Regions from separate parts of the Mus musculus genome. Here region 1 is linked to region 2. A link is a loop called in an ENCODE intact Hi-C map of the cell type or tissue named here. Cell type or tissue: heart. All regions are shown on one strand. Links, peaks and the distances in the headings refer to the core of each region. The heading gives the core; the rest is flanking DNA.

Evidence for each region. A loop is a pair of places that touch in the nucleus more often than their neighbours do. Peaks named below come from ENCODE experiments on the same cell type or tissue, not always from the same donor. Only the 100,000 strongest peaks of a DNase experiment are listed, where the experiment ranks them.
Region 1: a loop joins it to region 2, with 3 times the contacts of the local background. A loop is called at or near these places in 1 of 42 quality-filtered maps.

Annotation. Positions count from the first base shown.
Region 1 is chr8:12,674,947-12,680,323 of GRCm38, forward strand. 4931415C17Rik (RIKEN cDNA 4931415C17 gene) reads left to right here. Exons shown (of 2, transcript NR_166502.1): 2 at 2,628-4,279. Among named protein-coding and RNA genes, the nearest start is that of 4931415C17Rik, 5.2 kb to the left of the region's middle. In heart, for the core only: a CTCF peak has its summit at 2,813 (motif pointing left); a DNase peak (open chromatin) is centred at 2,795; H3K27me3 peaks cover 3,179 bases.
Region 2 is chr8:13,280,355-13,285,731 of GRCm38, forward strand. Dcun1d2 (DCN1, defective in cullin neddylation 1, domain containing 2 (S. cerevisiae)) reads right to left here. Exons shown (of 7, transcript NM_001024504.2): 2 at 555-771. It also overlaps the pseudogene Gm25014. Among named protein-coding and RNA genes, the nearest start is that of Tmco3, 5.0 kb to the right of the region's middle. In heart, for the core only: a CTCF peak has its summit at 3,028 (motif pointing right); no DNase peak of the experiment used is centred there; H3K27ac peaks cover 578 bases.

The DNA of each region.
Region 1 (5,377 bases), core at 101-5,100, 610 kb before region 2:
TGGTACCATCCGCTTTGGGGGTGACTCTTCCCACTTTAGCTATCCCAATAAAATACATGATGTATCACAGGCATGCCCAGAGGCTTGTCTCCCAGGTGACTGTCAATCCTGTCAAGATGACAATCAATGTTAATTAACTTCACATCCATTTACTGAATCCTAGCCTTTACACCTGATTCTAAACATTGCTGCATTGGACACCAGGCCTTCAACAAGCGACCTCTGGCAGGACATTTAAGATCTGAACCATGACAGAGGTCTTTGAATAACTAACTTAGAGTCAAGCTTCATTCATCCCACTGAAAACCTGAATAAAAAGAGCACAAAAGGGGGCTGGAGATATGGCTCAGTGGTTAAGAGCACTGACTGCTCTTCCAGAGGTCCTGAGTTCAAATCCCAGCAACCACATGGTGGCTCACAACCATCTGTAATGAGATCTTATGCCCTCTTCTGCTGTGTCTGAAGATAGCTACAGTGTACTTACATATAATAATAAATAAATAAATCTTTTTTTAAAAAAAAAAGAGCAAAAAAGGCTGACCTAAGCAAGATGGCTTTTACAGAGACCATCTACTCAGCAGACTCAGCCCTGTTAGTCCCACATGGTAGAGACAGTACCTTAAAGTCTCATGCACCCCATAAAATGCTGACTGGCAAGAAAACTAGGACCTCAGCAGGACACTAGACTCAAGGGAGACATAAGACTCATTTGACTGTGTTCCTAGCCCACTCAAGGGTCTGTCAATGCAGAATGAAGTCCCTCCAGGCTCTGCCTCAGTCAAGACATGTAAGTTCACATAAGCTGAGCAGACATAGGGAAGACCCGAGAAGCCAGGTATAAAAGTCAGGTGAGAGTATAAGATGAGTGGAAAGAGTAGTCACCCAACACAAGGCAGTTTTCTGGACACAGTTTGAGTCCAGAAAAAAATAAGTGCAAACTTGCAAACATATGGAGAAATAATAGCAGGGGCAGTAGGGGTGGGGGGCTCAGGCCAAAGGCACAGAAATGGGCACTGAGGGCAGAACCATGGGAGAAAGGTACACTTCAGGTAAGCATACCGGTCCTCACATACACAAAGGGCCAACGAGGCAGTGAACACAAGAGCGCAGTGAGGACCCATGGGAGCCTGGCAGGCCGGGTTTGAACCCATGGACTGATGGAGGGAGAGAACCGGCCACATAAAGTTGTCAAGTTGTCGTCTGACCTCCACACACGCCTTGTTGCATGCACACATCTGTACTCTGAGTTCTGACTGGTCAACATAAAAAAAATCAGTGATTTTGAGAAAAGTGGCAGACCTCACCTCGTGCCTCCAGAGATGAACATCTGCAGAGATCATCCAGTACTCTGCATGAGAGATTTCTCTGTCTCTCCCTCCCCCTGCCATCTGCTTATTTAGTCAATAGCTTGTGGGTGTTAGTGTAATAGCTATTTTCTCAAACTATAACTGAACACCCAGGAAGCTTCAGGAAGAATGTATTCCAGCCAGCAGTTTGAGAGTACAGTCCACTACCATGTCAGGGAAAGAGTCAGGGCTGCAGCCAGAGCACAAGGCCATCTGCTCACATTTCAGTCCACCAGGAAACAGGACATGAAGTAGGGCCAACGCACCCAGAGTCCTGTTCTTTCCAGTGAGGCCTCATGTCCCGGTGTTTCCATAGTCTTCCAAGGTAGTACTACCAGCAGCCAGTGTGGAAGCCAGGACTACGGGGAGCAGCCCTGCACTACATGTGCCATTGGTCACTGATTCCCCTTCCCTATCAACAGCACTGGAAAGTGGAGGGAAAGTGCGCAGCTAGGCAAGCTGATTCCTGCATTGCTATAATCCTGCTGTGTGGCTGTCACAGAACTGCGTAAGCACCCTGAAACATAACTAACCGAGCTGTAGTATGGCCACCACCAGAACTGTGGCAGTAAATCTAAGACCTCCTAAACAGCTATGGGAAGTGCATTCTAACAATCTGAACCTCCACTTTTGAATGCATTGCTTCGTGAGGAAAACCTACAGGTGAGACCATTTCTCTCAGCAATATGGAAACATTGGCCTTATCACATTGGACCTGCCTGTAGGGAGTGAAGGCATTGCTGGAGTTCCTGTTACGGCAGAGCTCGGCTTCTTCAATTGGCCAGATTACCATGATCACCACAGTACAGCACAGCACAGCACACCTAATGGGGACTGCGCCACAAAAATAAAACTTAGCAACAGAGTTTAATTCTAAAGCCCGCATTGAAGTCATGATAGACTATAAGATACAGTTGCGCTTCTCATTGTAACACATTAATAAATTAGAAGATTGATTTAAAAAACAAAACAAAAACAAACCCTCACCAGGTAACCTCACGGTGACCCAGAGCTATGGGTGCTGCTCAGAGTTCAAAAAACAAAAACATGTGATCCTCCCAAAGCCCCCTGGGTGCTTCGAGTGAGTGTAAGTTCCCTGTAGCTCTTTTTCGAGCTCCTGTGTCTAGCCTTGCCATGATCAGAACTATTTTTGAAAAGATGTCCTTTACTATAGTTCCTGCAGGGAAACCCCACACTCCGGTTACAACAGGTCCCTACGGGGTGGGCGAGGTGCCAGAAAAAATCTGCCTGTGGTCCAGTCTTCTTTTGTCTCATCTCCAGGCTACACCAGAAGAGAGGGAGACTGGCCTGCGCCTTTTGGAACCTAAGGTGTTGCACCTGGGCGCACCCTACCTGAGGAGGTTCAACTATGCATCATTCTGCCTACTTCATACAGGTGGCTGAGGCTGGAGGCGGATGCTCGGAGCACTGATCCATCCATTAGCTGGCCTGTGCTGCCCTCTGCCGGCCAGTGGGGTTTAACAGCCACCCTAAGCCGAGAGAGACCTGGAATTGGAGCCAGCTGACTGCTTTGAGAGAAAACCTGTTAGGAATGGACTTTTGAGGGCGTTCCCTTTCCTGTGCAAGTGAGTTTTGGTCCTACAGAGGAAGGGTAAAGCTGGGAAAGTGGCTTGTTTTCATAAAGTCTGTGAGGCGCTTCCACTCAGGTGCCGAAAGGGAGATCAGGAGGTAGCAGTGTTCCAAGAAGCCCTCTAACCAACGATTTCCAATCTTCCCACCGGTGGCAAAACTCCCAGAGGGCACAGTTTCAAGATTCAGTTTTTCCACCTTTAAAACGGAGACGAATGTGACCTTGCAGGATTTTGAGAGGGTGAGGATTTCTGTAAAGTGCCAGTGAGGTGTGCAAGCCCTGTCCCTGTGTAAGTGTAGCTGCCAAGCCTCATCAAAGAAGGTTCTCTTTACACCTAACAGAGACCGTCCCAGAAGACAGCTCGATACAATGCAAGATCACCAGATCCCAACAGATACATCTGCATCACAGCTCCTGCATCCACGGCCGAGGGAACTTGGAGGAAGTAGGCGTGGGAAGATTGTAAGAGCCTGTATACCAAGAAGTCTGCCGTGAGCATCTCTCCTGGAAATGGCTGCATAAACTAGACCGAAGCAGTGGCATATCTGATGGACATGTTAACGTGGAAGGGAGAGGTTTTCTTGGGGTTCCACCCCTAGACAAAGACCTACAGGCCACTAGTGGCTGCTGGGAGAGAGAGTTAGCTACTCCCAGAGATGGACCCCTTTATTTGTTGCACAATGCAGAGTGGTCAGCCTTGAAACCATATACAGCAGCAAAAGGAACAGGCTTAGCAGGTTGTATTTACATATAATTGTGAATACACATACATACTAATCTATAGATGTATGTGAAAATAATTTTTAAAGAAGGGTACTTAACTTGAGCACTGGGGCTTGAGAGGGACTGGAGGACAGAGATCTGGCAGGGGCTGGAAGAAAGTGAGGGGAGCGATGTAATTCTATTGTTAAAATGTATTTTTTAAGTGCCTGTGAGGGGCTGGAGACATGGCTCAGCAGTTAAGAATGCTGAATTCTCCTGCAGATGACTAGGTTCAGTTCTGAACACTCGCATGCCAGCTCACAACCATCTATCTGTAACTCCACATCCAGGGATCTGACCCTTCTGACTTCAGTGGCTCCCAGATGCCCAAAGTACACACACATACACATACAAATAGAATCGGTATATAATTAAGAGTGCCTGCAGACACCTAGAAATGGCAGCTGTGAAGAAGGACATGTAATTTTCACTAAATGTCAGGATGAGAAATTTATCAAGATTCTGTTACAGGTTTTCAGGGTCAAAGCCTGGGTGCTGAAAGTCTAAACTTGACTGTTTATGCACAGTATGTTTGTGCTGTGCCCTGTATGTCAATTAAAGATACAAGCAATAATAAAAATCAGAGAACATTTTATTGAGTGTGTCCACATGGGAAAGAGAAGAAAGGGCCCAGTGACACTCAAGTGTACTTCTGGATTCTGACAGGAGGCTTAAACAGGCAGGGGTGTTCCTGACTACACAGTCCTGGCCAAGGTGTGGTCCTGCTCCTCACTGGCCCGGCATTGTCTAAGCTCCAGTCTCTCCGGTAAGGTGCCCTGACAAGCAGGAACTCTGGGAGGTCTCCTTCTGAGAGGCAGGCTCCTCCCCTGGATGCCGCCAAGGCTTTATGCTTTCCTCTCCCCCAGAGGGATCCCTGAGGAAATGTTCTTGAGGTTCATGATTTAAACCATCAGATACTCACAGGAGTAGGCCTAAGTGTTTGTTCAGAACGTTGTCTCTCCTATCAGGATGGTTATAATTCCCTCAGGCTCATCTCATCACACCGTGTTCATTTCAAAACAAAATCTAGGGGACCTGGAGAGATGTTTCAGTGGCTAAGAGCAACTACTGCTTTCCCAGAGGACCCAAGTTAGGTGCCCTGCACCCATGTCAGGCTCACGGCTGCCGGTAACTGCAGATCCAGCACCCTCTCTGGCCTCTAAACACACTTGCACTTAATATACTCATACACCTCACACAGACAGGTAACTTAGGATACAGCAAAAAAAAGTTTAAAGAAAGGAACATCATTTATCAACACATGGATAGCTGTTACACCATTTCCTGTATTAAAAATGGATCAAAGATAACCTAAAATTTAGCCAAGAACCTGCAGGGGTGACCTGACTTTAATAGTGGGCTCAGCGAGGTCTGGCTGGGTGATCGCTCACAGTCTCAGCCAGGAAAGCTAGTCTTGTCCACAAGTCCTGGAGCTTTCAATAGTCACAAATTACAATGACATTGTCTTCGTCAGGATTTCAGTTGCTGTGATGAGACACCATGACCAGAGGAACTTGGAGACGAAAGGGTTAATTCAGCTTACGCTTCCACGTCACAGTCCATCACTGAAGGAAGTCAGGACAGGAGCTCAAATAGGGCAGGAACCAGAGCTGATGCAGTGGCCCTAGGTGGCATGCTGCTTACTGACTTGTTCCCCATGGCTGCCTTAGCCTGCTTT
Region 2 (5,377 bases), core at 252-5,251:
GAACTCGGGTCCTCATGCTGTACCACAAGTGCTTTACTCACTGAGCCGTCCCTTCAGCCTACTACTCTACTATAAACAACGCACATGTTGTCTTCTGAGACAGGGTTTTGCTGGGTATCCCAGGTTGGTCTTGAGTTTGCAGCAACTCTCCTGTCTCAGCTCTGGAAGTGCTGGGATTATAGGTATGTACCATGGTGCCAAGGAAGGAAAACTGATGGCACAAATGAAAGAGAGAAAGCAGATATCTCTCTAACTTTATCATACTGAGAGACCCCACCATGCCTGTGGGACAAAGGCGGTTAAGGGCGTATTAACAGGTAGCACACAGCTCCAACAGTAGCCTGCAAATCGGTTCCCTCTGCATGGCACTCACTGCATGGGGAGATACGGATCCAGGGGTCAGGCAACAGCTCACTCGTTATCAGTCTTTTGATTCCCCCCTCATCTCTAGCCTTTCTGCCAGGAGGGTTCTCACAGTGGGAGGGTGGTCTGAAACTCTTGGCCTCGACCTCGCCAGCGTCGTCAGCCCCACTCTCCCACCATTCCACCCTTACCTTTGTACCTGCTGTACAGTTGCTCCAGCTTCTTCTGGTCCACACTGCTCTTCATAGACTCTCGGTGAAACGCCTCGGGGTTTTGGAAGAAACTGTCTGTGGCCTCATCTAGTTTCCACTCATTCTGTGTCAAGCAGTAGATGGCAGTCCTCTCGCTAGCCTGAGTGCATGCCATGAACTGGCGGACCTTGTCCTTCTGAGCTGATTTAAGTTTATGCTTTGGGTTGGAAAAATAAAAGTGGGAAAGCCAATGAAGCCATGTTTGCTCAGCCTGTTCTTAACATCTACGTTGTTTTGTTTGTTTGTTTGTTTTTGTCTGTTTGTTTGTTTTCGAGACAGGGTTTCTCTGTGTAGCCCTGGCTGTCCTGGAACTCACTTTGTAGACCAGGCTGGCCTGGAACTCAGAAGTCCACCTGCCTCTGCCTCCCAAGTGCTGGGATTAAAGGCGTGTGCCACCATGCCCGGCAACATCTACAGTTTTACTCTATTTTTCTGGTTGGGTGACTCCACTTTCGGAACAACAGCAAGCAAAACCCTGCTGTTCATCACTTAAGACTGCATAGTCTTCTGAAAATTGCAATGACATTTTACAGAGAATATCCTGAGGCCAGGAGTGGTGTTGCCAGAGCTGGCCTCGACACAATGAATTCTACGTTAGCCAGGGATATACTGGGAGACCTTGTTTATAAATAAATAAATAAATAAATAAATAATGAATAAATCAGCAAGTCAGCCGCAATTAATCTAGTACATGGTGGCAGAGATGTGGATCTTCAGAGGTCAGCCTGATCTACAAAGTTCTAGGCCAGCCAGGGCTACATAGTAGGTTCATCTTTTAAAAAGCAAGAAAAGAAAAACATTTTTTCTATCTATTCAGTTCCCTTTTTATAGAATATAGTTTTCCCCTTTTAAAACATTAGCACAATGTCTCAGTAATATACATCTGGACTTCTGTCAACAACACAGGGGCCTGAGGCCGTCACGGGGGCCCACCTTCAGAGCCACGAAGCTTCCATTGAGTTCAGGCTGTATGTAATAAATAAGGAGAAGGTGGACAGTTTGGAAGCACGATTGTTTTAGAGGTTTTCCTAATTTAAAAGCAGAATTGTGCCGATGGAAAGCCAATTAACTGAGAATTTCATTGGAGGCAGTAACTTAAGGACCATGGCAAGCTTGACAAAAGGTGCTTATAACAAAGTAGTAGTAGTAAGGCTGTGTTTGAGATGAGGGGGCTGTGGGTGGGCGGTGCGTAACAAACCGCCACACAACGGTGCTTAGACAGTCTACAGTGACACAGGATAGCTCTGGAGCTTTCCACACTAGCACGGCTACTTCTCTAAATAACTTGGAGAAAGTAACAGCACAAGTGACTGGCTCAGTTCTAGAAATCAAAACAGAGTCTGCCATACTCAGGTCTCTTTATTTATTTGGTAGTACTGGGGGTCACCACCGGGTCCTCATGCATGCCTGGGAAGAGCCATGCTGCGGTGCTGATGACATATCACCAGTCTTGACAGAAGGTTCATACAATAAGAAGGGAACAAGTTTTACCTAAGAGGATTACACTTAATCTTGTTCCAATGAAGATGAGAATTTATAGCAATGCTGAATAAACTTTAACTTACAGAAATGCATAATGAGCACCAATGAGCACCAAGATACAGATGAAGAACTAAAGGGGAAAAGGAGGTAAGAACAGGGTTAGAATATAAGACATGCATACCAATGGGAGCAAAAGCAGGCTCCAAGCCTCCTAGCTGCTACAGCAAAGAAGGAAATGTGATTAGGTTAGGAAAAGCTCTTGTAATAACATGTAAAAGTCTACCAATGGATAGACATAGTCCTGCGCTCCTGGCCTCAATCCTGAGGGAATGGTCCTCACATTATAAGATGTGTGCAATGCCCCCTGTAAATATGCAAATACCAACAACAAACAGAGCACATTCCAGAGTCCTAAGGCAAACATCACTGTTGACCCAGCAGGCATAAGATGATGCAGTCCAAAATACATCATGCTTGACTAGGCGCTGCAGACCCCGGGTATGAAACCTTTGGGGGCTTCCGATGAGAAGACAGACTTCCTCAGGCTCTAAATGGCACCAGTCTCATGCTTTTCTCCTCCTGAGTATGCAGGAGAGGCCTCCAGGGACACCACGATTTGTGATACCACAAGAGGATGAACACAGAAAGACTGAGACCTTCTTTAAAAAACACGGAACGCTTCATGAATTTGCAGGCTGACCTTGAACAGGGGCCACGCTAATCTCTGCATTGTTCTAATTTTAGTCTGTGCTGCTGAAGAGAGCAGAAGAACTTATCTTTTAAAATACTGGACAGTAAGATATTTTCAGATATGTAAGGCAAAAAAAAAAATGATTCACTGTTGCAAATTTTTAAAAGATCTTTGGCATTTTTATTTATTATTTTCATGTGTATGTGTGTTTTGCCAGCTATCTGTTTATGCACCATATGTGTGCAGTATCCCTGGAGGCCAGCAGAGGGTGCTGGATACACCAAGACTGGACTTCTAGAGGGTTGTGAGTTGCCGTGTGAGTATTGGGAGTCAACCCCAGGTCTTCTAGGAGAGCTGCCAGGTGCTCTTGACAGCTGACCCCACTATTACAAATTCTAAAATATGTTTACTTATACACACACTTATTCCTGGCATGGTAAATTCTGATGACCATGATTATAAGTGATTACATAAACAAAGCACTCTGCAATCCCAATTACTAAAGACACACAGGGTTCCTGAGACAAAGGCCTAGACAGTGAACACCACAGGCTACGGCCATGCAGTTTTTCACTCATGCTCAGCTCTGCAGAATAAAGCCAACAGTTTAGACACTATGAACATGCAAATAAAACATACAGGCAGCTGCTGGTTTGTTGGTTCTAATCTGCTGCCCCAGTATAGGTTCTGAAGGAATATATTCTAAATACTATTCCTTAAAACTAAACTTTTAAAAAGAATAGGCAAAGAACTCAATGTCCATTCTTAGCTAAGATCAAATTTAGTTAAATTAGGACAGATCTTATACACTCTCGTAGTCATCTGACAACTGATAGAGACAGCATCTTTTTATGAGTCTGACAATCTCCCCAAGGGAAGACTGGCATAGCCAGAAATATGTAAAAAGCCTTAAGAGAAAGGCAAATTTGCCATCCCCAAATGGCCCTCTATTAAGAATAGACAAGGCATCTTTACAGTGAAATAGCTGTTAGAGCTAGATTCAAAAGTTCTGTTATGGTTATAAAACTAATTTTGGTATACATATACAGAGTATCATTCAGTCGTAAAAAGGGATGAAGTAATGACAAAGCCACAATGTGAATCTTAAAAACACGGTGTTCACTGAAATAACCAGACACAAAGGCCATACAGTATAGAAAATGCTATATGCTATGTGTGGAATATGCAAATTCGTAGGTTAGTAGCTACCAGGGGCTGAGGGGGAGGGAGGAACTTGGAAATGCTTATGGGTACATGGTTTTCTTTGAGGTGATGAAATGTTTTGGAACTAGATGGGGTGGTGTGCACAGTACTGGGACCACACTAATCACTATAAACTTGTACCCTAAAAGAAAACTTCAGGATAGCAAGCAAGAACCTCCAGGTCTACCCACCGGATAGGTCTCTGGAGCAGCCACACTATTATTATTATTATTATTATTATTATTATTGACAAGCGTAACACCACAGAGTGCTGCAAGTCAAGACACTGTAGACATACTCCTGAAGTCAGGATGACGCCTGGGTCTGAGCCATATAACTCCTAAAGTCACCCTCCACCCCCAGTGTATGACAACTTAGCTTCACTTACTGCAAAGAGCCTACGTCATAGACACAAGTACATCAGGCACTCACCGACTTTTTGAATGACCTCTATGTTAGAGAGTGGGCAGAGGTGGAGACAGGGAAATAATCAGACCCCTCCGATATATTAAAACTGGCTTATCTATATAGGATACCCCCACCAACTGCAGACCTCAGGAGAGTACCAACATGTGCAGCAGTGTATTACACACAGGAGGAGCCAGGAGCTGGCACCACAGTCACATGGTCTGATGTTAGCCTTTACAGATTAAACATCGTATCCAGATGCTGGCTGTGGTGGTGCAGGCCTTTACTCCCAGAATTTGGGAGACAGAGGAAACTAGATCTCTGATTTGGGGATAGCCTGTCTACATAGTGAGTTCCAGGCCAGCCAAGGATACATACTGAGACCCTCCACCCCACACCCCTTATGGTCTTCCCCACTACTCCCGCCATAAAGAAAGTGCCTGGCGAAGCAGCTCAGTGTGCTCACTGCATGAGCTGGACAGCTGAGTTCCACCCTCAGAGCCTACACAAGAGGGAAAGGGGAGGGGAGGGGAGGGGAGGGGAGGGGAGGGGAGGGGGGAGAGGAGGGAAGAACTGACTCCACATGTCCACCTCAGAATAAAAGAAATGATAAGATTTATTTCTATTTTATGTGTATTTTATGTCTGCATGTCTAGTGCCCATGGGAGCCAGAAGAGGGTGACGGATCCCTGACATCAAGGACATCAGTGAGCTGCTGTGTGGGTGCTGGAACCCAACCCTGAGTCTCCCTGAAAGTTCTCTTAACTGCTGAGCCATTTCTGTGGCTCCAGTAATAAAGGTTTTTAAAAACAATAATCAAGAGATAAATCTAAGGAGTGTTTGCTTTGCATTAAAAAAGTTAAGAGAACGGGGGTTCAGTGGGAAGAAATGGGAATTGGTAATAACTTTCTTATGAAAAATGCCTCATAAACCAAACATTTACAGACAAATTAAGAGAGCGTCAAGTCCATCCGTGTGT